Linked DNA regions of Homo sapiens: region 2 is linked to region 1. The links are chromatin loops, found by intact Hi-C in ENCODE. Cell type or tissue: MCF 10A. All regions are shown on one strand. Links, peaks and the distances in the headings refer to the core of each region. The heading gives the core; the rest is flanking DNA. Region 1 overlaps PIK3CB (phosphatidylinositol-4,5-bisphosphate 3-kinase catalytic subunit beta). Region 2 has its middle 17 kb from the start of ESYT3.

What was found. A loop is a pair of places that touch in the nucleus more often than their neighbours do. Peaks named below come from ENCODE experiments on the same cell type or tissue, not always from the same donor. Only the 100,000 strongest peaks of a DNase experiment are listed, where the experiment ranks them.
Region 2: a loop joins it to region 1, with 17 times the contacts of the local background. A loop is called at or near these places in 5 of 110 quality-filtered maps.

The regions. Positions count from the first base shown.
Region 1 is chr3:138,690,988-138,698,987 of GRCh38, reverse strand. PIK3CB (phosphatidylinositol-4,5-bisphosphate 3-kinase catalytic subunit beta) reads left to right here. Exons shown (of 24, transcript NM_006219.3): 13 at 1-81; 14 at 4,081-4,202; 15 at 7,845-7,988. Among named protein-coding and RNA genes, the nearest start is that of FAIM, 86 kb to the right of the region's middle. In MCF 10A, for the core only: no CTCF peak of the experiment used is centred there; a DNase peak (open chromatin) is centred at 4,407.
Region 2 is chr3:138,409,481-138,426,712 of GRCh38, reverse strand. No RefSeq gene overlaps it. Among named protein-coding and RNA genes, the nearest start is that of ESYT3, 17 kb to the left of the region's middle. RefSeq lists enhancers at 13,088-13,588, 13,589-14,089. In MCF 10A, for the core only: a CTCF peak has its summit at 9,008 (motif pointing left); a DNase peak (open chromatin) is centred at 8,992.

The sequences.
Region 1 (8,000 bases), core at 1-8,000:
GACTGCCGAGAGATTTTCCCACAATCACTGCCAAAATTACTGCTGTCAATCAAGTGGAATAAACTTGAGGATGTTGCTCAGGTAACAAAAGATCGTTTCTATAACTTTTTTTGGGTGTATGGTACTTGGTTGGATTCACATAAAGTATCCTTTTCTCATAGGTATATTTTCATAGATAGGATAATTTAAGCAGGAGAAATTTTGAGGTTTTAAACTCTTATACTCCAAGTAATGGACCAGAACATTTCCAGAATTTAAAAATCTCAGATTTTGGGTAGGATTGCCATACCTTTCACCAAATACAATTGAAACATTGATCTTGGGACAATTATCTATCAAAAGTACCACTTTCTAAGACGTGGGTACCTTCTACCAGCTTCATCAGTGAACTCCAGAGTTTTAAATCTTTTAGACTCTTTGCAATGACTGTTCTAGAATGAATGTCCATTGTTTGAAAATTACATCTATTACAGAGAATAATATTTTAGATAATATATCATTCAGGTCAATTTTAACATTCATTTCAGTTGTCCAGTATTGCTGAATGTATGCGTTTTGACAGAATAGAAAAAAGACCATTTTGCTTCAGAAACCCACCAAATTTTAGTTCCCTGATTTAATTTTCAAGACCCTGCCAAAAAGCACTGGCATTTATTCAATTCAAACAACCCACCAGTGCTCAATAGAAAGACCTTTGAAATGGGTTTTTTAATCAGAACAAATAAATTTGGTCTACTAAAATAACCAAATTTTTTCATGTTACTTATTTCAGTTCAATGAATCTCTCTAGTATGTAGTCTTAGTAAATCTATAGTGACTAAAAATTTAGTGAAGAAATACAGATTTATCTTAATTATATGCATTTTAAAAATCTTTGGATTTATTGTTTCACTTCTCAATTTAAGAGTAGAAAGGATTTCTTTTGTGTTTACTTTTAGTGTCTAAAGATCTTTGGAGCCAGGCATGGTAGCACACACCTCTAATCCCAGCACTTTGGGAGGCCAAGGCAGGTGGATCGCTTGAGCTCAGGAGTTCCAGACCAGCCTGGGCAACATGGTGAAACCCCATCTCTACAAAAAATACAAACATTAGCTGGACATGCTGGCATGTGCCTGTAGTCCTAGCTACTTGAGTGGCTGAAATGGGAGAATTGTTGGAATCTGGGAGGTTGAGGCTGCAGTGAACCAAATGCCATTGCACTCTACCCTGGGCAATAGAGTGAGACCTTGTCTCAAAAAAATAAAATGGCTGGGGTCTGTGGCTCATGTCTGTAATCCCAGCACTTTGGGAGGCTGAGGTGGGCAGATCAGGAGGTTGAGACCAGCTCAGCAATTTAAGACCAGCCTGGGCAACATGGCAAAACCTTGTCTCTACAACAAATACAAAAATTAACCAGACATGGTGGTGCACGCCTGTTCCAGCTACTCGGGAGGTTGGGACAGGAGGATCATTCGAGCCCGGGAGGCTGAGGTTGCAGTGAGCCAAGATTGTGCCATTGTATTCTAGCCTGGGTGACAGAGGGAGACCCTGTCTCAAATAAATAAATAAATAAATAAATAAATAAATCTTTGGAGACATGTTATATAATTATATTATTGTGTGTACCTCGATTAAACTTGTTTCCACCTTAGACCAAATTAGACTGAAAAGGAACTATTTTATTTTAATTGCTGTAGAATAGTTATTGTCTTCTAGCCACTGATGTATTATCTAAATTCAGGATTCGTTTTCCATGAACCTTCAGTAATGGAAAACAAGATCTAAGCATTTTTTTAGTTGACACATTTGCCTGTTTCTTTTGGATAGTGTCTAGTGCTGAGTACATATCTAAGAAATGCATCATATTATTTCATTAGAATCACAATGGAAAGAATTTCTTGCTGTACTCTTAAAAGCTGTCTTATAGAGAGGTTTGGTGAGTTTTGGCAATTTATTTAATTTTACACTTACATGATTTAATTTTTAATAATTATAAATAATCTTACCAAAGTCATTACTTTCCAATGGTAGAGTTGTTTTTAACCACAACATTGTTGAACCTCTAGTATTACATAATCTTATCTCTCCTTTTCAGTGTTATTTATGGGCAGTGTATTCCAAGTATTAACTGGAGATATGAGGAGTTTTTTTTATTACTGCTATTTCAAAACCCAGGAAATGGTCTCTTCCCAACTCTTCTGCTCATAAAGAAGACTGCTGGTCCATTAGGGCCTTTGGCAAAGCAGGGAGGGGGGATCTATTAGTGAGAAAAATTGGGGATGAGGTTGGTGCTTTATGTCTTTATATCAGTATTTCTCAACCTGTTTTCATCACTATACCTTTAGGAGCTTTTATAGACCCTTTTCCCCCCAATAACCCATGAGATTTTGATTCCGTAGATACATGGTACATCTTTTCATGTACGTATTTGTATCTGTGCTTTATACATAAAAAAAGAGCTAGCCTTATTCAATATAGGGTTAAGAATAGCTAAGTAAAACTTAAGTTTAAAGTTAAAATTTAGGCTGGGTATGGTGGCTCAAGCCTGTAATCCCAGCACTTTGGGAAGCAGAGGCAGGAGGATCACTTGAGTCTAGGAATTTGAGACCAGCAACATAGCGAGACCCTATCTCTACAAGAATAAATAAATGAAATAAAATTAGCTGGGCATGGTGGCGTGTTCCTGTAGTCCTAGCTACTCAGGAGGCTGAGTTGGGAGGATTGCTTGTACCCAGGAGTTCAAGGCTGCAGTGAGGTACGATAGTGCCACTGCACTCCAGGCTGGACAACAGAATGAGACCCTATCTCTTACAAAAAAAAAAAAAAAGGTTAAAATTTAAAAATTACTAGGCATTCCACTGTATTTGCTAAGTAACTATGTAATTTATTCACGTAGGTGAATTCTAATGTGTCAAATTACATATATAAGTTAACAATTTATGCTGAGTGCAGTGGCTCATGCCTGTAATCCCAGAACTTTGGGGCCAAGGTGGGTGGATCACCTGACGTCAGGAGTTCAAGACCAGCCTGGCCAACATGGTGAAACCCCATCTCAAAAAAAAAAAAAAAAAAAAAAATACAAAAAATTAGCTGGGCATAGTGGCAGGCACCTGTAATCCCAGCTACTCGGGAGGCTGAGGCAGGAGAATCTGGGAGGAGGCTTGAATCCAGGAAGGAGAGGTTGTAGTGAGCCAAGATTGCACTATTGTACTCCATCCTGGGCAACAAGAGTGAAACTGTCTCAGAAAAAAGTTAACAATTTATATAAATATATGCTAATAATAGAGTAATTAAATTTTAAAAAATCATTCAAAAGTATTGTTTTCGCAAAAATATTTTTCAAATGTAAAACAACTGAAAAAATTAAGCTAATTTTTAAAAAATTAGTTAACTTTTATTTACTTTTGCTTGATATGAGAAAATGCCTTTTAACTTAGCTGGTAGATACTCATTTAGATATTGTTGACTTTTGGGGGAGGGCTTGCCATAATTATAGATTGAATAACTTGTAGAATTAAATAATAAAATATAAACGGTTTTTATTGAATTCTCAAAGCTTAATTGGTCGGAGAATAAAACTTAACATCCACAAGATAGCCAACAAGCTTGCAGGCCACCTCTCCCAGTATGACTTTGAGCAATCAATTGAAAGAAAATCCTCTAACCACTGCCATCTATTTGCCATAGTTTTACAGCAGTGATCTTGCATACATATCATATACCTTCCATGACGTTGATGTCAGTGGTACTTAGGTGATACCCAGGAAAATCCAATGAGAGAAATTAAATACTAAGGAATAAGATTTTATCAGATGGAATTGAGCTTTAGAAAGGCTACAAATTCAACATTTTTTTCTCTCTCACCCATAAAATTTATTTGGGGGTAAGTACTTCATAGCTTTTCAGACTTAATCTATAGAATGTTTCAACAACAAAGACAATCTTTATTAGTCTCTATTAACAGGAATGGATTTTTGAGGCATCAATAATTAAAAGTGAGCTTTGCCTTCTTTTGACCTATCTTGGTGCTCCTGTGTGTCAAGGAAAATTAGATTACTTTTGTCCCCCATTATTTCTGAACCAGTTTCATTTTTTAAACAGCTTCAGGCGCTGCTTCAGATTTGGCCTAAACTGCCCCCCCGGGAGGCCCTAGAGCTTCTGGATTTCAACTATCCAGACCAGTACGTTCGAGAATATGCTGTAGGCTGCCTGCGACAGATGAGGTATCTTCTGCAGGTGGTTTTCTTTGGGGCAAGGAATAACTTGGGTGGGTTTGGGATGAGGGTGTCTCCTTGATGTCTCATAAGAAAGAAAAGGGCTCAGAATTATTCACAGTTCAAAGCATTTGCTCATGTACTCCTGCCAGCTCCCCAACTCAATGTTTATACTAGAAAAAAAAAACCAAAAGCATGCTAGGTCAGAAGGTCCTCAAGATCACCCTCAGGTTTGATGACTCACTGGGAGGACTCAGAACTCAGCACATAGTCACTTACAGATATAATTTATTGCAGCAAAAGGATACAGAGCAAAATTTAAAGAGGGAAAAAGGTTCATGGGGTGAAGTCATGAGGAAAACAGGCATACATAAGCTTGTAAGAGTTCTTTTCCAGTGAAGTCACCCCAAACACTTTTATTTCTATCAGGAGTGAGTTGTGATAATACAAGTCTGCAAGGGAAGCTTGTTAGAGACTTCGTGGCCACGGTTTTTACGGGCAGCTATCACATAAGCACCCTCTGCCTAGCATGTACCAGATTTCTATACTCCCAGCAGTAAAGTGGATATACAACATAAACCATTATTTGCACAAATAGTTTAGGTGCAGTGAGCCACTCTTATCAATTAGGGAGGGTGGTGGGAATCCTGAAATCTTAATTCCCAGATGCTAGCCATGGGCCAATCCTATAAGCAGGCTTGTTAGAGGATAGCAGCCAAGCCTGCTGTGTTACCTCTTTTCTTCACACAGTCTATCCACCCTCCAGAATTAAGAAATGTTAATTTTTGTCATGGGTTTAAAATATATATATATATATATATATATATAATATATATATATATATATATATATATATATTTTAAGCAAATACATTACAGTTAAAGTTGAAGTCCTCATAGTTTCCTTATCCAGTCTTGATTACTTCTCTTCCTTCTCAGAGGCAAACATTATCATGAATTTGGTGTGTATGCTTCTATATCACATTTTTCTGTTTCATATATATCTATGAAAATATAGACATGGAATTATTATTACACAAATGTGTCTTGCCATATGCATTAGTTTATATCATGCTTTTTAAAAATTTGGCCAGATGGCTGGGTGTGGTGGCTTATGCCTGTAATCCCTGCACTTTGGGAGGCTGAGGCAGGCAGATCACTTGAGGTCAGGAGTTTGAGACCAGCCTGGCCAACATGGTGAAACCCCATCTCTACTAAAAATACAAAAAATTAGCCAGGCGTGGTGGCCGGTGCCTGTAATCTCAGCTACTCAGGAGGCTGAGGCAGAAGAATCACTTGAACCCAGGAGGCAGAGGTTGCAGTGGGCAGAGATCGTACCACTGCACTCCAGCCTGGTTGACAGAGCGAGACTCCGTCTCCAAAAAAAAATAATAATAATTCAGCCAGCTGTGGTGGCTCACACCTATAATCCCATCACTTTGGGAGACAAACGCAGGCAGATCGATGAGCCCAGGAGTTTGAGACCAGCCTTGGCAACATGGTTAAGCCCCGTCTCTACCAAAAATACAGAGACATTAGCTGGGCGTGGAGGTGCGCACCTGTGGTCCCAGCTACTTGGGCGGCTGAGGTAGGAGGATCACTTGAGCCCTGGAGGCGGAGGTTGCAGGAGCTGAGATGGTGCCACTACACTCCAGCCTGGGTGACAGAGTGAGACCCTGTCTCAAAAAATAAAATACAAATACATAAATAAATAAAAATTCAACATCAGGTTTTTGAGGTTAGTCTCTCCCATTATGTTTAAATGTCATTTATTCCTTTCACTACTGTGTAATATTCTGTCATAGGGATATATCTTATTTAATTCATTCCCTATTAAGGAATATTTAAGTTTCTCCACATTTCCCTATTATAAATAATGCTTCAGTGAACATGTTTGTACAGTCTCCCTTGGATGGTGCATTTGTGAGAATCTATGAGATTCACTGAAGAAATGACTGTCTCAGACAATGAAGTTTATCCATTTTCTTTCTAGGTTCAAAAGTGAGGCTTATGTACTTTATGGTTTTTGAAACATAAAAGCCCACAAAATAGTGTGGATACTATGATCCTTTTTTCTTTTTAAAATCGTGTATGTTTTAAGCTGTGTAATAGCCAAAAGTAATTACACAGACTCACCAATAGTGCTTACTTCTGGGGAGTGAAATTAGAAATGTGAGAGAAGAGGAAACAGCTTCCTATTCCTATACTTTCTATTTTTTACACTATTTATAGGTTATATAGTGGGCATGAATTTTACAATAAACCTAATCAAAATTGTGTTATAGATAGTTTTAAAAAATGAATTCCCAGTTGCTTCACCATCTGCTTAAGTTTGCATTGGAGACCTGTTGTGGAGGGGCCACCTGGTTCTCCTTGGGCTGAGCCAAGTGTTTTTCTTAAACGCATTGATCCCTCTGAGGAGATGGCAGTGATCCGTGTATTCCGTGTAGCTAATTCTGGTGGTTTTTCTATTGTGAAATTTCTGGTTATGAGTTTTTGGTTTTGGTATATAGTGCCCTGGGTTTCAGTCCCAGATATCTGCCTTAGACTACTAATTCCTTAACCATTTATTACCCAATACTGTGGAGAGTAAGTGGAGCACTTGGGGCACTTGGGCTTCATACCTTATACTGCTGGAGTTGCCTCTGATAGGAGTGTGTTTACAGGTAGAATGGTTTGGAGATTGACACAAAATAGAGAACCACTAACCTTAATTAATTGAGCTCAGTTAATTACAATGTTATCTGTTATATTATTTCAATGATCAATTCCCACTTATAAATGTATTCACTTTCTCATCCTTCAAACTATTTGAAGTTAAGATTTTAATTGTACATTGGTTATCTGGGACAACTTAACCCTAATAACAGCAAAGGAAAATAAATTGTGAAAGTACTGATGGAATTTTTATTTTAAAAATGATTGTTTTACTAAGCACAAATTTTTTAGCATGATCAGAAATCAGTATTAAAGTACCTAATATTTTTGGTAACTCTTAGCTGACTGAAAATACAGTCATGAATTTTAACAATCTGTAGTAGTCCATTTTCACACCATTATAAAGAATTACCTGAGACTGGGTAATTTATAAAGGAAAGATGTTTAATTGACTCACAGTTCCACATGGCTAGGGAGGCCTCACAAAACTTAAAATTATGGTAGAAGGCGAAGGAGAAGCAAGTACCATCTTCACAAGGTGGCAGGAAAAGGGAAAGAGCAGGGGAAACCACCTCTTATGAAGCCATCAGATCTCATGAGAACTCACTCACTGTCATGAGACTAGCATGGAGGGCCACATTGATTCAGTCACCTCCCACCAGGATGCTCCTTTGACATGTGGGAATTATAGGGATTATAATTTGAGGTGAGATTTGAGTAGGGACAAAAGCCAGACCATATCACAATCTAATTCATTTGATTAAAATATCTCTAGTATCTGTTCTTTGACCCTCTTGACTCCCTTTTCCCCATCTGAAATCTTCAGCTTTTTTTGTGATATTGTAACAGTGGTACAGTGAAGGAAAGCATGTAACAAGCCTGGCCCAAAAGAACCATTGTGTTTCAACAAGTTCACATTTGATAGTTTGATACCAAGGGATCTTTTTCTGGCACAGGTTGTTTGGTTACTCACTGTGTCTTTTGTTTCTTTCAGTGATGAAGAACTTTCTCAATATCTTTTACAACTGGTGCAAGTGTTAAAATATGAGCCTTTTCTTGATTGTGCCCTCTCTAGATTCCTATTAGAAAGAGCACTTGGTAATCGGAGGATAGGGCAGTTTCTATTTTGGCATCTTAGGTAAGTCTTTTA
Region 2 (17,232 bases), core at 4,901-12,900, 280 kb after region 1:
GCTGGTCTCGAACTCCTGAGCTCCAGCAATCCACCTGCCTTGGCCTGCCAAAGTGCTAGGATTACAGGCATGAGCCATTCTGCCCGGCCTGATTCCTATTTTATACAGTGTTTTCTATTAGGAATGTATACTGAATTTTATCAAATGTCTTCCCAACATCTACAGGTATGATCACATGGTTTAAAAATTATCCTAATACTGAACCACACTTGCATTCCTGGTGGAACCAGTTTGTTGCACAAATGTCTACTCAGTAAGGTGCAAGGAGAAAGTGAACTTTTCCCATTGCTTTCCAAGCCCACCGGGGTGTGCTCTTCCTCCACGGGATGAAAACATGGGCCACTTTCAGAGTTTTTCCAATCATTTGTTGTCTAAGAACAGTTTCATTTTAGTAATAAAAAGCCCTGTTCAATACAATATTAAACAATATTAAAACTCCAGTCTTTTAGCTAACTTAAATTTCTCCTCTCCCTTCGTGCTGCCTTCAGCTGGGAAATCTGTGATGGGGACAGCAGCTTCACCTCTTTCTTTTTTTGAGATGGAGTCTCACTCTGTCACCCAGCCTGGGGTGCAGTAGTGCAGTGGCACAATCTCAGCTCACTGCAACCTCCGCCTCCCGGGTTCAAGGGATTCTCCCACCTCAGCCTCCCAAGTAGCTGGGATTACAGGTGCACGGCCACCATGCCCGTCTAATTTTTTTTGTGTGTGTATTTTTAGCAGAAACAGGGTTTCACCATGTTGACCAGGCTGGTCTCGAACTCCTGACCTCAAGTCATCCGCCTACCTCAGCCTCCCAAAGTGCTGGGATTACAGGTACAATCCACCACGCCTGGCCACACCTCTTTCCTAAGTGCTATTTTGGGGGCTGGATTAGTCAGGGCTCTCCAGAAAAACAGAATCATTGAATGCACAGAGAGACAGAGACAGAAATTTTAATAAGGAATTGGCTCATGTGATTATATCAGAGGTGTTTGAACCACCGCAACTCCATCTTGAATAGGGGTTGGGTAAAGTGAGGCTGAGACCTACTGGGCTGCATTCCCAGATGGTTAAGGCATTCTAAGTCACAGGATGAGACAGGAGGTCAGCACAAGATACAGGTCATAAAGACCTTGCTGAGAAAACAGCTTGCAGTAAAGAAGCCAGCCAAATCCTACCCAAACCAAGATGGCCATGAGAGTGACCTTTGGTTGTCGTCACTGCCACACTCCCACCAGTGCCATGACAGTTTACAAATGCCATGGCAACATCAGGAGGTTACCCTATATGGTCTAAAAGGGGAGGCATGAATAATTCACCCCTTGTTTAGCAGATAATAAATAAATAACCACAAAAATGGGCATCTAGCAGCCATCAGGCTGCTCTATGGAGTAGCCATTCTTTTATACCTCTACTTTTTAAATAAACTTACTTTCACTTTACCCTATGGACTCACCCTGAATTCTCTCTTACGCAAGATCCAAGAACCCTCTCTTGGGGTCTGGATCAGGACTTCTTTCCTGTAACAATTATGGAGGCTGAGAAGTCCCACGGTGTGCCATCTGCAATCTAGAGACCCGAGAGAGCTGGTGGTGTAGTTCAGTCTGAGTTTGAAAGCCCAAGAACCAGGGGAGCCAATGGTGTAAATCCCAGGCCCAAGTCAGGAAACTGATGTCCCAGCTCAGCAGTCAGGCAGAGAGAGTGAATTCTCCCTTCCTCTGGTCTTTGTCCTATTCAGACCTGAATAGATTGGATGATGCACCACTACAGTGGGGAGGGTCATTTGCTTTACTCAGTCTACCAATGCAAATGCTAATCTCTTCCTGAAACCCCCTCATAGATACACTAAAAAAAAAGTGCAACAAACTATCTGGGCACCCTGTGACCTAGCCAAGTTGATGCATGGAATTAACCATCACAGGGGCCCTCTGGGAGAGAGGAGAGATGAGGAGCAGGAAGTCCCTACTAGTTTGGTGCCACTGTTAGTTGGTGCTGGCACCCTCAGTGGGTGTTGCACTTATAGTTACGGAGGGGGACCCACTCCCCAGCACTGAGGCTCCCTCTCTTACAGAACCTTTGATCCAGGCAACACCTCCTCAAGTTGGCAATGTAGACTTCTCCCTCAGCCTCCTGGCTGTTCTTTTGCCAAGTGTGGGGATCCCTACTAAATACCACTCCCTTCCACAGCGCCCACAGGAAATATGCACATGCTGTTACCCAGTGAAGGCTGGAAATGCAGGCCTTCCTTCAGACAGTCCTCACCCATGATCTGCCACCACAGAAGGGCAGCTCCAGCCACAGCCTCTTACCCTGAGTTTGTATTAGTTCTTCTGTCCCTCAGGTCTCAGGAGACCCTCTTTTGACTTGAGGAGGGAGGGGAGGCAGAAGGCCAGATGGAGTATGCTCACTGACAGCGCTATCCAAAGATGTCCTCACTCTCACTCTTCAGCCTCTGAAGGAAACCTCAGGGTCTGAAGGGCCCTCTTAGGCTGGCACAGAGGCCAGCTGTCTCCCTCAAGAATGGGAGGACTTGACAAGCTGGCTCTTGTTCTTGGCCTTTGGGGTGTTGACCTAAAAAAAAAAACAAACTGAGACAAACTTTATATAAGTAGAGAGTTATTTGGGCCAAGTTTGGGGACTGCAACCGGGGAACATAGATTCAAGTTGCCCTAAATATACGCTCTGATTAGCAGCAGTGACTAGTGGGTTTTTTATTTTATTTTATTTTATTTTATTTTATTTTATTTATTTATTTTGAGACGGAGTCTCGCTCTGTCACCCAGGCTGGACTGCAGTGGTGCTATCTCGGCTCACTGCAAGCTCCGCCTCCCGGGTTCACACCATCCTCCTGCCTCAGCCTCCCGAGTAGCTGGGACTACAGGCGCCCACCACCATGCCGGGCTAATTTTTTGTATTTTTAGTAGAGACGGGGTTTCACTGTGCTAGCCAGGATGGTCTCCATCTCCCGACCTCGTGATCTGCCCTCCTTGGCCTCCCAAAGTGATGGGATTACAGGCATGAGCCACCTCGCCCAGCCAATTAGTAGGTTTTTAAAGGAAAAGAAGAGGCAGTTCCTAAGTTGTTTACCAAGAATTTACATTAAAATAACATAAGCTACTGATTGGCTGCTATACACTGTTCTTTGTTATCACAAATTCCAAGAACATGAAGATTAATGGATGAGGCAGCTAGTTAGGAACAAAATGCCTTTAAACAATCACTCCAGGTGGGCATGGAGGCATGCACCCATCCCCTCTGTGTCACTGAAGTCCCATACTCATGTCTCTCTGGGGCTGGTGAATTTTGCAAACCTCACATAACTCACACTGCTCAGAGTTATTTTTCTTTCCTCAGGGGCTTATGCCAAAACTCAGATATGAGGAAGAACTGCTTTCAATATGGCAGATTATTCCTTTTATATGCTGTCAGATTTATTAGTATTATAATGTTTACATCTATTTTTATAAGTGAAATTTCTCATTTATTTTCTCTGCTTGCTTTACCAGACTTTGATGCTAAGGTATTTCTAGTCTTACTAAATGACTTTGGGACTTTTCTTGCTAGTCTTTTATAGTTTGAATAGTAAGAGAATTGTTTCTTTGGGGGAGTTAAGTAAAATTTAGCAGTAAAATAATCTCAGGTTGGTGCTTTGTGAAGTGATAAATCTTTAACACATTTTCCACATTTTTCTATTATTGCTGAACTGTTCAAGTTTTCTACTTCTTTCTGAGTCATGTTTGGCAATATAAAATGTTATCAGAGAATCATGTCTTCTTTCTAGACTTTCAAATTTTGAAACCACCTTTGCAAAAATTATAAGAGCGAGAAAAATTATAACAGTGAGCTGATTTAACCCCTCCCCTGCCCCCTGGCACCCATCTTGCCTTTCCCTAATTGTTCCTGGGCTTTTGGGCCCAGCTAACTTTGAGAGATGTTTAGGTTATAGTTTAAATGATGATAGCCTTTCCCCAAAACTCAACCACCTTTGTAAAGCTAATGAAAGACCATCAGCCTAGGGGGCAGAGAGGAGGCTGATTCTGCTAAGGTGTAGACATAGATCGTCAGCCATTCCTGCAGATCACACCACTATTGTAGATTTGCCTTTTGCGATACCTTTTCAGGTTTTTTGCATGTCTGACACCCATGGCTCCACCTGGAACCACCAATTCTGCTCCTGTGGCCCCACCCAGAAGTGATTCAGTGCCTAGGAGGACAGCTTTGACCCCTATAATTTCATCTCTATTCCAACCAAACAGCAGCAAGCCTAGCCACTCCCACCCCTTCCCCCAGACCGCCCTTGAGAAAGGAGCTTTGGATGAGATTGATTTGAGTACTAACTCCATCTCCCATGTGGTATGGCCAGCTTCATGTCTACTAAACTGTTTTCTTTGCTGCAATGCTGTGGTCTTTCTTTGTGCAGCAGGCTGGAAGAACCCCTCAGGTTACAATTTGTTGCCACAAAATACCACATCATATTCTTGAATTAGTTTCCTGGGATTGTTGTAACAAATTACTGCAAACTGGGTGGTTTAAAACCACAGAAATTTATTCTGTTTTGGAGGCCAGATGTCCAAAATCAGGGTGTTGGCAGCATGGATCCTTCTGGAGGCTCTGAGGGAGAACCCACTCCATGCCTCTTTCCTGGCTTCTGTGGCTTGGCAATCCTTGGCATTTCTTGGCTTGTAGATGCATCACTGCCACACCTGCCTTTGTCTTCACAAGGTATTCTGCTCTATGTGTTTCCAATTTCTCTCTTCTTTCTCTTGTAAGAACACCAGTCATTGGATTTGGGGCCCACCATAAATCCAGGATGATCTCATCTTGAGATCCTTAGTTCTATCTGCAAAGACTCTATTTCCACATAAGGTCACATTCCTAGGTACTGGAGGTTAGGACCTGGGCATATTTTTGAGGAAAGAAAAGGACTCTCAGTGGAGGAATGTGAGCTCTTTGAAATTATTAGGCCCAGAGAAGCATTAAAATAAGACAGCAATCACGCCCTACTCCCCACTTTGAGCTGTGTAAGTGTAAACCAAAAATAAAATTCTAAGCTCCCAAACTGACTGACTGGATCCCTCCTCTCAGCCAAAGGCATTCCAAAGTCAGTATGAAAAAGTAGTTCAGGCCATGATGGTAAGGATGGGTTGGACATGCCTCACTATACCCTCCCCTCTTTGGAATTCAGGCACAGCCAATCAGCATTAACCTTAAAACAGAGATATTAAGAGTGACAAAACAGACTCTTTGTAGCAATAAGATACCAAATTCCAGACTGACTCTAGTATAGCATCACATGACAGATAAAGGCCCTGAAAGAAATCAAAGTATTTTACCCCAAAAATATATTTCTTTTACATATATTTTTTTTGAGATGGTTTCACTCTCGTTGCCCAGGCTGGAGTGCAACAGCGTGATCTCTGCTCACTGCAACCACCACCTCCTGAATCAAGTGATTCTCCTGCCTCAGCCTCCCAGTTAACTGGGATTACAGGTGCCCGCCACCACACCCGGCTAATTTTTGTATTTTTGGTAGAGACGGGGTTTTGCAACGTTGGTCAGGCTGGTCTCGAACACCTGACCTCAGGTAATCCACCTGTCTCGGCCTCCCAAAGTGCTGGGATTACAAGCGCAAGCCACTGCGCCCGGATTCTTTCACATATTTTGAAATAACCCTGCAAAGCTGTCTCTTGTGGGGAAAATCTATAGAACCCTCTTTCCTTTCCAGGTCTTTTCCTGATCCAGGAGAGTTTAACTAAGATTCTGGCACCTTTTTAGTTCTGATTAGAGACATTTACCAGCTATTCTCTCTGAAACCTGCTACTTGGAGGCTTTGTCTGCATAGTAAGAACGTTGGTCTCCACAATCCCTTCTCTTAACCCAGTTACTCCCTTCTATTAATTGCAGGTTTTTAGATAATAACTCTTTCAACCAATTGCCAATCAGAAAATCTTTGAATCCACTTGTGACCCATAAGCCTTCTCCCTTCAAGTTGTCCCACCTTTCCAGACCAAACCAATGCATACCTTACATGTATTGATTGATGTCTTATGTCTCCCTAAAACATATAAAGCCAGGCTGCAGCCTGACCACATTGGGCACATGTTCTCAGGACCTCCTGGGGCTGTATCATGGGCCTTGGTCACTGACATCTGGTTCAGAATAAATCTCTTCAAATATTTTACAGAGTTTGGCTCTTTTCATTGACATGCATCTCTTGAAACTACTTGCTAGGGCCACAAGTAGCTATAAATTAACCTATAACCCACACTCCATAGCTTAACAATGTGTAGCCAATCATTAATCAATGTTATTTCTGTAAGCCCGTGAGAATTCCTGTCATCACCTAATGGGTTCTTTCTGCCCATTATACAGACAAAACCAATTCACTGAGACTATGGAATTGCAATACAGAAAGAATTTAATTGACATGAGTCCAGCCACACAATATGGGAGATGGAGTTATTACTCAAATCAATTCTCTGAACATTTGGAGGCTAGGATTTTTCAAAGATAGTTTGGCAGGCCAGGGAATGGGTGCTGCTGATTGGTTGGGGACGCAATCATCAGGGTGTGGAAAATGGTCTTCGTGCATGCTCAGTCAACTTCTGGGTGGGGGCACAGGACCAGTTGGAGGGTCTAGGTGGAGCTATCATTTGTCAGAAATGCAAAAACCTGAAAAGACATCTCAAAAGGCCAATCTTGGGTTCTACAAGAGTGATGTTATCTGCAGGAGTAACTGGGGAAGTTGCAAATCTCGTCACCTCTAGAATAATGGCTTGTAATTGTTTACGTCTACACCCTACCAGAAGTCAGGTTCCCCTCATCCTTCTAACCTGGTGGTCTTTCATTAGTTTTACCAAGGTGGTTTAGTTTTGGGCAAAGGCTGTTATAATTTAAACTATAAACTAAATGCCTTCCACAGTTAGTTTAGTCCAAGTCCAGGAATGATTAAGGGCAGTTTGGAGGTAAAAGGGAAAAATGGAGGTTGGTTAGGTCAGATCTCTTTCACTGTCATAATTTTCTTACTGTTATAATTTTTGCAAAGGTGGTTTCATTCCTGACAAACAACTTTGTACAGTCCACTCCCTGTCCCCTACTTTGCCTTTAAAACTCCACTTGCAATTGCTGCTAATTGGAGTGTGTATTCAGGGCAACTTGTATCTATGCTTCCATGTTGCAATCCTCAAGCTTGGCCCAAATACACTCTCTACTTATATTAATTTTGCCTCATCTTCTTCCTTTTAGGTCAACATCTTCTTGGGGCCACTGTTCAATCCACTACACTTCTATTTATAGAATCATGACAATTTGGTTGACAGTTTCTGAGAAACATACAAGTTTACTTGTAATTACAAAAAATTAATTTTCCAGCAGCTTCCAGCATCAAGAGAGACTTGTTTACATAATGCACCAGATCCATTTTCACAGGAAATAAGTCTGTCTTTTCTCCCTTACTCTGTGTATGGAGGATCTGGATAGCAATTCTGAGTTCCATGAAGCTCTTTTCTTGGAGGGGAGTGGCAGGGAAGGAAATTAACTCTTCACACTTTCTGCCAAAAGCATATCTGTCCATTCGAGATTGTGAGCTTCCTTAAGTATGGGGCTGTACCTCTCAATCCTCCAGGTACCACACCTGCTCCCATCCCAGGCCTGGTCCTTCCTCAGAGCAAGGGCTCTCAGTGACATTGCATGTGTGTGCATGCATGCGTGTGTGTGTGTGTGTGTGTGTGTGTGTGTACATCTGCATCTCTTCCTCTCCTCTCTATAACAGGATCACCTCAATGTCTCCTCCTTCCTTGGAGGAGAAAAATATTACAGCTGTTGGAAACAAGATAGCTCATGTAACTTGATATTTTGTGGAGACAGCTGTCACAAGTCAGGGTTCTATTTGCTAAGCAACTGTAATGAAAACATTACATATTTTCATCGAGATTAAAAACTAAGACACAATAGCTTTGAGCACCATCATATTGGAAAAATGTGGACCACAACTGTGTCAGGTGGTGCACTACATCACCCACCAACCACACCACTCTTGGAGATGATGAGTTAGACCCACCGGAGTGCTGGAGGGAGAGATTTGGCACCATCTGCAGAGACGAATCCTGCAGCCACAGAAGAAGGGAAGAGGGCAGGCCAGTGGGTCTCATACTTCCCCGCACAGCAGCTTCACCTAGAGGGTGTATTAATGCACAGCTTGCTCGACCCCAACCCAGGGTTTTGGATTCAGTGGGAGTGTGGGGAGAATTTGCATTTCCTGTTAAGTTCCCATGAGATGTGTTGCCCTTGTCCTGGAACAGCACTTTGAGGACCACTGGCCCTAGGTGAGGCTTTGGAAACCGCCCTTTTAATAAGCTCCATCTGTGATCTAAGGCAGCATGCCCTCACACGACATGGCCAATGCTGGTTGCAAGTGAGCAGGCCAGAGCCCAGAGGTCAGGGTTTGGGGTCTCCCAAGGTAGAGGCCATGGTAGGACTGTGTGTGTGTGTATGAAGCCTGTGAAAATGGAGCCAAGAGAGTCTTTCTGAAAGCCCTTCCTGGGAACCCCACAGTCCTTGTGTCTACGTGGAAGGCCGGAAGCAGATGGAGCAGCCAACCCCTAGAAGGCACTGGAGGTCAGCCGGGAGGGGTTTGGGGTGGCTTTCAGCAGGAAGCACCCAGAAAGAGCTGGACCTTCGTTGGGGTAGTTTAGACCCAGCGGGTTCATCAGACAGTTCCTGAGAAGGTTCCTCGGCCTGGTGCTGTGCGAAGCATTTGGCAAATACAAATGGTGAACTTGCGGAGATCCAGACCCTGGGCCCCCAGGGTGCACATTATCTGCATATGGGCAGTCCTAGGGCAGGAAATCCTAGAGAGCTGGGCTGAGAACAGGGGCCAGTGGGTGAAGGAGCCTGACTTCTGATATCCTGCTTTGGAGGAGCTGCTGGTTCTCTCCCAGGCCTCTGGGGAAGCTGGAGGGCTTCCCTACAAATCGTGCGCACAGAGGCAGCTAGAAAGGGCCTGTCCGTTCTGTGATGCTGCCATCTGGTGGACGAGAAGGGCACTGGTCCTGCTTCCCAGGTGTTGGGTTGGCAAGGAAACCTCAACCGGGATAGTATCTACTGCTGCTGCTACTAGAGTAATAATGCTGATAATGCTTAAACATTTTTTTAAAGCAACTGTGAAGGAGCGAGCCCACCTACTATTCTAAGCTCTTTGAATGTGTTAACTCATTTAATCTTCACAACATCTCAAAAGTAAGTAGGATGTCCATTTTTCAGAAGAGGGAACCCAGGCCAATAGAATTGGAATAACTTGCCCAAGGCCACATGGTGAGGAAATGTCCTCTGATCCTTGTCTAGGGTTGGCATGGAATGGATCAGACACATTTGGGTCTGAGTCCTCGCCTTGAAGCTCGGTTTCTTTCTCTGAGAGAATTTTACTGTCCCCAGCAGGATGTAGTGAGGATTCTCAGCATGTACCTTGGCTGCTGTGAGGACCAGCAGGTGCCCCTCACACAAATGTCATGTCAACAGGTACCCCCCCGGGCTGTGCAGCCATCTGGCCCTGCCCAGCACATAGTGAGCCCTCACTCAGAAAGTAGCATTTCAGCTCTTTGCCTAAGAAAAAGAGGCATCACCTATCTCCTTTCCTAATCTTTGATACTATGCCCCTCGCAAAAATGTGTGTTACGTCTGAAGAACTTCCTTGCAGAGGTGGGTGTTACGAAGGGAGAGGCATTAACACTGCTTGAGCTTCAGATGGAGGTTTGGCCTTTACTTGGGAAGACAAGTAAGTTTGGTAGACAATGGCGAGAAAGCCTGGCTGGATATTTCCCAAAGGGAGGGGAGCACCCTACCCCCGTCACCACCACCCAGTGCAGGATGGAGGCACTGTTTTCCTCTTGGCTTCTACCTGGGCATGCTGGCCTGGGCTGGGGGTGGCAGGGGGGTTCGTTGTTGACCTTGACCCAGCAGATTCCGTGGGCTGTGGCACCAGGGTGGTTAGAGAAAATGGGATCTCAGTAGCCCAAGGGGAGAAAGTGAAAGAAAAAGGAGGAGGGTTTGTAGAAGGACTGAGGATACAAAACTCTTGTGAAAATTGGTCGTACAAATTGTATCGTTCTTATCATACCCAATTAAATCAGAGTAGAGAGTCTGGGGGAAAACACACCCAGGGAATATAACGTTGCTCCAAAAATGTAATTCTCTGCAAGCCTGGCTGCCGAAACTGCCTGTTCTCATAAACTGAAACCAGTTTTGTCTAATGGCTACTGAAACAGCCTGCTGTTATTCTAAGACTAGTTTTAACCACTGCCATCACTCACCAATCAGAACTTCCCCGAGACAGGGTCTCACTCTGTCTCCCAGGCTGGAGTGTAGTGGCATGATCATGGCTCACTGTAGCCTCAACCTCCTGGGGCTCAGGTGATCCTCCTACCTCAGCCTCTCAAGTAGCTGGGACTATAGGTGTGCACCACCACATCCAGCTAATTTTTAAATTTTTTGTAGAGATGGAGTTTCACCATGTTGCCCAGGCTGGTCTGGAACTCCTGGGCTCAAGCAATCTGCCGGCCTTGGCCTCCCAAAGTGCTGGGATTACAAGTGTGAGCCAACACATCCAGCCATTTCTCCTTTTTATAAAACCTCTAACCTTCTCTTTGTTCTTCGGAAGTTCTGAAGATCACTGGCCCTGAATTGCAATTCTTGCTTCCCAAATAAAATGTTAAATTTAGAGATTTATCTCTATATTTTTATTTTGACTTTGACAGCCTGAACTTGGGCTGGGAAAGGAGAGAATAGTCAGGCTGAGGGTGTTTGGCTCCACACCCTATCCTTAGGAAATCCATGGTGAACTTAGCATAGGGAAGAGTATTAGTGAGAGGATGAGCAGGGAATTTGGGAATAGCCTCCTCCCCAGCTCATAGCTCTGTAAAGGGAATTCCCCATGTGGCTCAGAATCAGCAAAAAGATTGCATTCCAGCCACAGGCTTTTTGATGAGGTCAGGGTATGTTATTGAAAAAGTGGTGTTGGGACAACTGGCTTAACACAAAGCTAAAACACCCTTCACACCTCACTCCAGAATAAATTTCCAATGAATTAAAGTTAAATTAACAATAGGCTAACCATGACAGAGAAACGACTATGTGCCAGTTATTGTTTCTAAAGCTTTCCATACATTAGTTTACTTAATCTTCAATATAATGGCATGAGGTATAGACAATTCCATTCCCTTATTTTATGAATAGAAAGTCATCTGGGTCAGACATGGTGGCTCATGCCTGTAATCCCAGCACTGTGAATAGCTGAGGTGGGAGGATCCCTTGAGGCCAGGAGTTGGAGACCACCCTGGGCAACATAGTGAGACCCATCTCTAAGAAAAAAAAAATAGCTGTGTGTGGTGGCACATGTCTATAGCACCAGCTACTAGGGAGGCTGAGGCAGGAGGATTGCTTGAGCCCAGGGGTTCAAGGCCGCAGTGAGCTATGATCACCACTACACTCTAGCCTGAGTAACAGAGCGAGACCTTGTCTCTAAAAGAAACATTAAAAAAAAAATTTAAGGTGTAACCCTAAAGGTATTCAAAGGAAATAATAATAATACTTGGATGAGAAAGGATCATATTAGCATTGTACCAAAGACAAAAACGATAAAGGAGTAAATAATAGCTTTGGACATTTAAAATTTTAAACATCTATAGTATAAAAATAAATCAGTAATACAATAAAAAAGGAAACTACATTCTAAGGGAAATTTTTGCAATAAATATGACATATAAGTGGTCAATAAACTGAATACATAAAACCAATAAATAAGAAAAATGAAATTAACAGAAAATTGAAGAGGGCATAAATAGGCAGTTTATAAGGAATAAAAATGGACAAGTCTTCAAAAGTCCATCTTTACTGGGGTCAAAGAAATAAAAATAAAGTAGAAACTAGATGCCCTTCTTTTGTGTTTCCATTAAGCAAAGATTTTTAAAAAGACGCTACCATCCAAGGATGATGAAAATGCATGAAACAAACATTTCTTCTGCTGTTCACGTTTGTGGTATAATCCTTCAGTACGTGGGTACAGCATCATTTATCTAATCATTCTCCAATTATTGCTCACTTAGATCCTTTAACGTTTTGTATCTTATGAATGTGAAGATCACCTTTGTTCATCATTCTTTGCATCTTTTATTACTTCTTTAGGAGAGGGTCCTAGGAGTGGCATTTTTAGGAAAGAGGATTTTAAACCTCTTGATACCAGATGCCAAATTGCTTCCTGTGAAGGCTGAATCTGTTTTGATTGACAAGGGGAGCTGGGCAAGAGCAGAGCTTGGAGTAGCCCGGGGACCCAGGAGAGGAGGGCAACAGGAGGCTGTTTTTTCGGTAAGAAGCATCTGAGGAAAGGAGAAATGAGTCAGGCAGGGGAGAGGTGGCAGGGCAGGGGCTATGGTCAGAGGATGGGGGAGGCTAAGCCTCCTTGCTGAATGTCCAGCTCAGAGCCTGCCCCACAAGGGAGGCAGAGGGGGTACCGCTGGACAGGCCAGCTTGGCCTGGGAGACGAGCACCCCACTAACTAAGGGGGGTGTGCCTAGCTCCTCCAAGCCTTAAATGACGTGACCCGTGCAAAGCACAATGACTGGTACATGCTGTTTGAGTAAATGGTGGCTGGAGTTACTAGTAGACACTCCAGAATCATTTACGGATTCGATTTTGGAATCCTGGCTAACATTTAAATAGAGTTTCGGTGTGCCAGCCACTATTTTGAAAGTATATGCAGTCATGTGTTGTTTGATGATGGATATACATTCTGAGAAATGCATCCTTAGGTGATTTCATCATTGTGTGAACATCATAGAGTGCACCTACACAACCCTGGATAGTAAAGCCTACTACACACCACGGCTCTATGGGATAGCCTACTCCTTCTAGGCTACAAACCTGGACAGTATGTTACTGGACTGAATACTGTAGGCAACTGTAAGACAATGGCAAGTATTTGTGTATCTAAACATAGAAAAAGGACAGAAAAAATAGGGTATTTTAATCTATGGAACTACCTTTGTATATGTGGTCTGCCCTTGACCAAAACATCCTTATGTGGCACATGACTGTATCTAATTCAACAATAGCTCAATATCCCTAAAATAAGTATGTTATCATCAATCCAGTTTGACAAATGAGGCAATCAAAGCATAGAGAGCTTGGACACGTTACCGAAGGTCATCAGCTGGCAGCATTGCTGGGCCAGACCTAGGCAGCCTATGTTCTTACCGCACTCCACACATCCTCTGTGCACCAATAATACCAGAAATCTCAGTAATGCCAGCCACAAAGAAGGAACTAGAAGTTTGGATGGTTTGGAGGAGGAGGGGTGGTGGGGAAGAACTATCATATTAACAAGAAAGTCAGTTGTAGTGCCTTGCATCACAGGGTCCATTTCCAGCAGCCTCAGCCACCAGGCTGACTCTAAGGAAGCAGGGCCAAGGTCAGGGCCGAGGGGCCTCCCAGCTGTGGGTGCTCCCCTGGGCTGCAGTCCAGAAGCCCCCAGACTACACATGAGGCCTCCTGGGTCTTACTCACTGGGCTAACTGCTGGGTTGTCCTGGCCTCGACTTCTCAGATGGAGCTGGGAAAGGCAGCTGGAGGAAGAGAACTGGAGGTGGTGTCCAAGGCCACAGCTCAGGCTGCCCCTGGAGGAGGCCCAGTGCAGACACTCTGGAAAATGACTGTCACTGATGTTCAAAATGCTGCTGTTGAGTCATGCAGAGGAAGTTGATCTGCATTCAGCTCACTTGGAAGAAGGCAGGGACGTGTGAGACACATTGAAAGATTTTCCTCAAACAAAGTTAAAATTAAAAAGGGGCGGGGCAGCTAGCTGGGACTAGCTCAGTCCTCAGTGTGGCGGGGCTGCTGGTGAATGGAGCGTGGGCTTCCAAGTCAGAACTGGGTGCACGTGCAGGCTCAGTCACTTCTGGTTGTCCCTGGACCTCAGTTTCCCTTTCTGTAAAACAAGCATCACATCACCTACCTCTCAGGGAAGCCATGAGGTTTAAATAAGGTAATATGTAGAAATAGCAGGGTGCCTGGTTTACAGTAAGTGCTCAACAAAACGTTAGCTGATAACTAGTTATTGTTGTGCATTTATTTACTGTATGCCAAATCCTCTGTTGAATGTGTAATGTGGATTACCTAATTCAGGGTTCTTGAAGTGTGGTCCCAGACCAGCACTATCCCATCAACTGGAAACTTGTAAGAAATGCAATTTCTCAGGCCCCAGACCTGCTAAATCATAAAAGCCTGTGTTTTAACTCCCAGGTAATTATGATGATGATGATTGCTAGGTCGAGAACCACCAGCTAATTTATAGTTCTTAGTACCATTATTATAGAACAAGGTGAGAATTTTATTCTTACCAGTAAGGTGACCAATGGTCCTGGTTTGCCCGGGACTGTCCTGGTTTTAGCAATGAATGATCAGTGTTTCAGGAAACTCCTCAGTCCTCAGCAAACTGGTTTTGGCCATCCTATTAAGAGCTGAAACCATATTTCATTCTAGGAAGAGATTATGGGATTATGGCTAAAGAAAGCAAATGAGGTTTAGAGAATCTAAAGGGATGGGTGTTGAGCTTACTGGGTGGCTGGTGCTGGAGAAGACAGGTTGGTGGAGGGTCTGGCATGGGGTGAAGGCCAACTGAGAGGCCCTGACAGCAGAGGGACCATCCCTGTGACCCCCAAGTCCCCAGCAAAACTCAGGAATGGTTATTTTTTCAAGGGACACGGTATCCCTAGGTTGCCCAAGCTGGTCTCAAACTCCTGGGCTCAAGCAGTCCTCCTGCCTCAACCTCCCTAGTAGTTGGGATTACAGGTGCAAGCGACTGCACCTGGCTAGGAATGTTTATTGAGAGTGAGTTTTCTTTGTAGAAACTGAGGCAGGGGCTGAACGTCAGAGTGAAATGGACAGAAGTGGAGGTCCCTGTGAGAACCTGACTTGGGAGAACTGTGTGAAGTCTTCAGTGGGCCTTGGGACTGCCACAAACCATAGGCTTGGGAATGGAGAAGGATAGTTTGAGCCAATCTGATTTAGATTTTAAGGCCTGGAGGCCCCTGTTGAGATCTGTAATAATTATTAATTCATTTGATAAACATTCAGTATTAACTTTGTATCACCAGGCCCTTCCCTGGGTTATGGATATAAAAATGGAAGAGATGTGGACAAATGAGATATTACAGTGGACTGTGACCAGAAAACCGACAAATCAAGCTAGACTCTGAGGGGACCCACTTTAATGAAAATATAAGAATCCCCCACGTTAATGAAAATATAAGAATCCCCTATGGTCAAGTGTCCATTTACACATCAAGGGCTGGGAAACTGATCCTTTATAGGAGTGGCTTTACAGACAGTGGCTACTCCAGGCAGCTGTTTTTTTAGTAACCCATGATCACTGGAAGGCATGGTATTCAGGAGATGAGATTAAAATGCAGCCCAGCTAGTGGGCTCAGCTCTGGCGGCACAGTAGAATCACCTGGGAAGCTTTAACATCTTGATGTCCGGGCCCTAACCTAGACCAATGGCACCAGACTCTTTGAAGGAGTGGTCTGGGCAGCAGAATTATTTTCCAGGCTCCCTGAGTGATTCTATTGTACAGCCTGAGTTGCGAACCACTGGTCTAGGTGGTTACAAATTCAAATTTGAGTCGATGGCATTTGCCTTCAAGTGCTTTTTTGACATTCCTCCCATCTCTCCTCTGCTCCCGTTGCCCAGCTGGGCTCCCATCCTGGTGATGGGTTGCCAAGTAGTCCTGGAGCTGCCACAGCACCCTGAATTTTCTTTGCTCTTTGCTAGTTTTGTACCAGGGTGTTGAGGGCCCGAGAGGCAGGGGGTGTTAACCACAGCAGGGGTGGAGATGAGGGAGTCATGTGCGTTACACGCTTAGTCACGCTGGGGAACTGGGAGGAGAAGGGCAGCCCGGCTGCCTCCCCTCCCTCAGGATGTCGTGGGAGCAAGCTCAGAGATGTGTCCACCAAGTGAACAATTTAAAGCTTCTTAGAAGTTGTGGAGTCGATGGATCTTCGCTCCTTTCATTTCCTCTTTCCACTCTCTATGGCTGTGAAACTACCAGAAGGGCCTGAAGTCAAAAAAGAAGGTTCAAGAGGCTGGTTCATTTTCATGCTGGGTGACACTCAGCGGTACAGTGAGAATCTGCTAAAACATGATTGTCTCCCCAGAAGAATATATGTATACACGGAATTTTGCATATGATTTGAGGGGTGTCAGCCACCCCACCTGTAACCCCATGGAGCCAAGGTTAACAACCCCTGTATGAGGTACCTGGGTCCTGTCAAGAGGCATGTGAACCACAGCAACTCCATCTTGAATAGGGGGCTGGGTAAAGTGAGGGTAAGACCTACTTTCCCAGACAGTTAAGGCATTCTAAGTCACAGGATGAGACAGGAGGTGGGCACAAGACACAGGTCATAAAGACTTTGCTGATAAAACAGGTTGCAGTAAAGAAGATGGCTAAAACCACGATGGCCACAAGAGTGACCTCTGGTCGTCCTCACTGCTGCACTTCACCAGCGCCATGACAGTTTACAAATGCCATGGCAACGTCAGGAGGTCATCCCATATGGTCTAAAAAGGAGAGGCATGAATAATCCGCCCCTTTTTCAGCATATAATCAAGCAATAACCATAAAAATGGGCAACCAGCAGCCCTGGGGGCTGCTCTGCCTATAGGGTAGCCATTCTTTTATTCCTTTACTCTCTTAATAAACTTGCTTTCACTTTACTGTATGGACTCGCCCTGAAGTCTTTCTTGTGCAAGGTCCAAGAACCCTCTTTTGGAGTCTGGATCAGAACCCCTTTCTGATAACAGTTCCAGACCTTGAGGGGTCCTCATGAATCAGATGAAGGAAGGAAGAAGTACCTGGACAACTTTGCCCAGAGAGTCAGCAGCTGTCTTGTAGATAAGAACAAGCCCAGCCACAATTTACCTTCCCGTGGTAAGAACTTTTATTTTTACCTAAATAATTTATCTAATTAAATGGTTCTCAAACTTTAGGGTGCAACAGAGTCTCCTGGGAAGGTTGTTCAACACAGATTGCTGTGCCTCACCTCAGAATTTCTGATTCATTAGGTCTGGGGTGGGACCAGATAACCTGCATTTCTAGCAGACTCCCCGGATATGGAAGCTGCTGGTCTGAGGGCCACACTTTGAGAGCCACTTATCCAGTGATTTCACCTCTGCTCATTAGCCCAGGCGGAGGGCTGATGAGAGA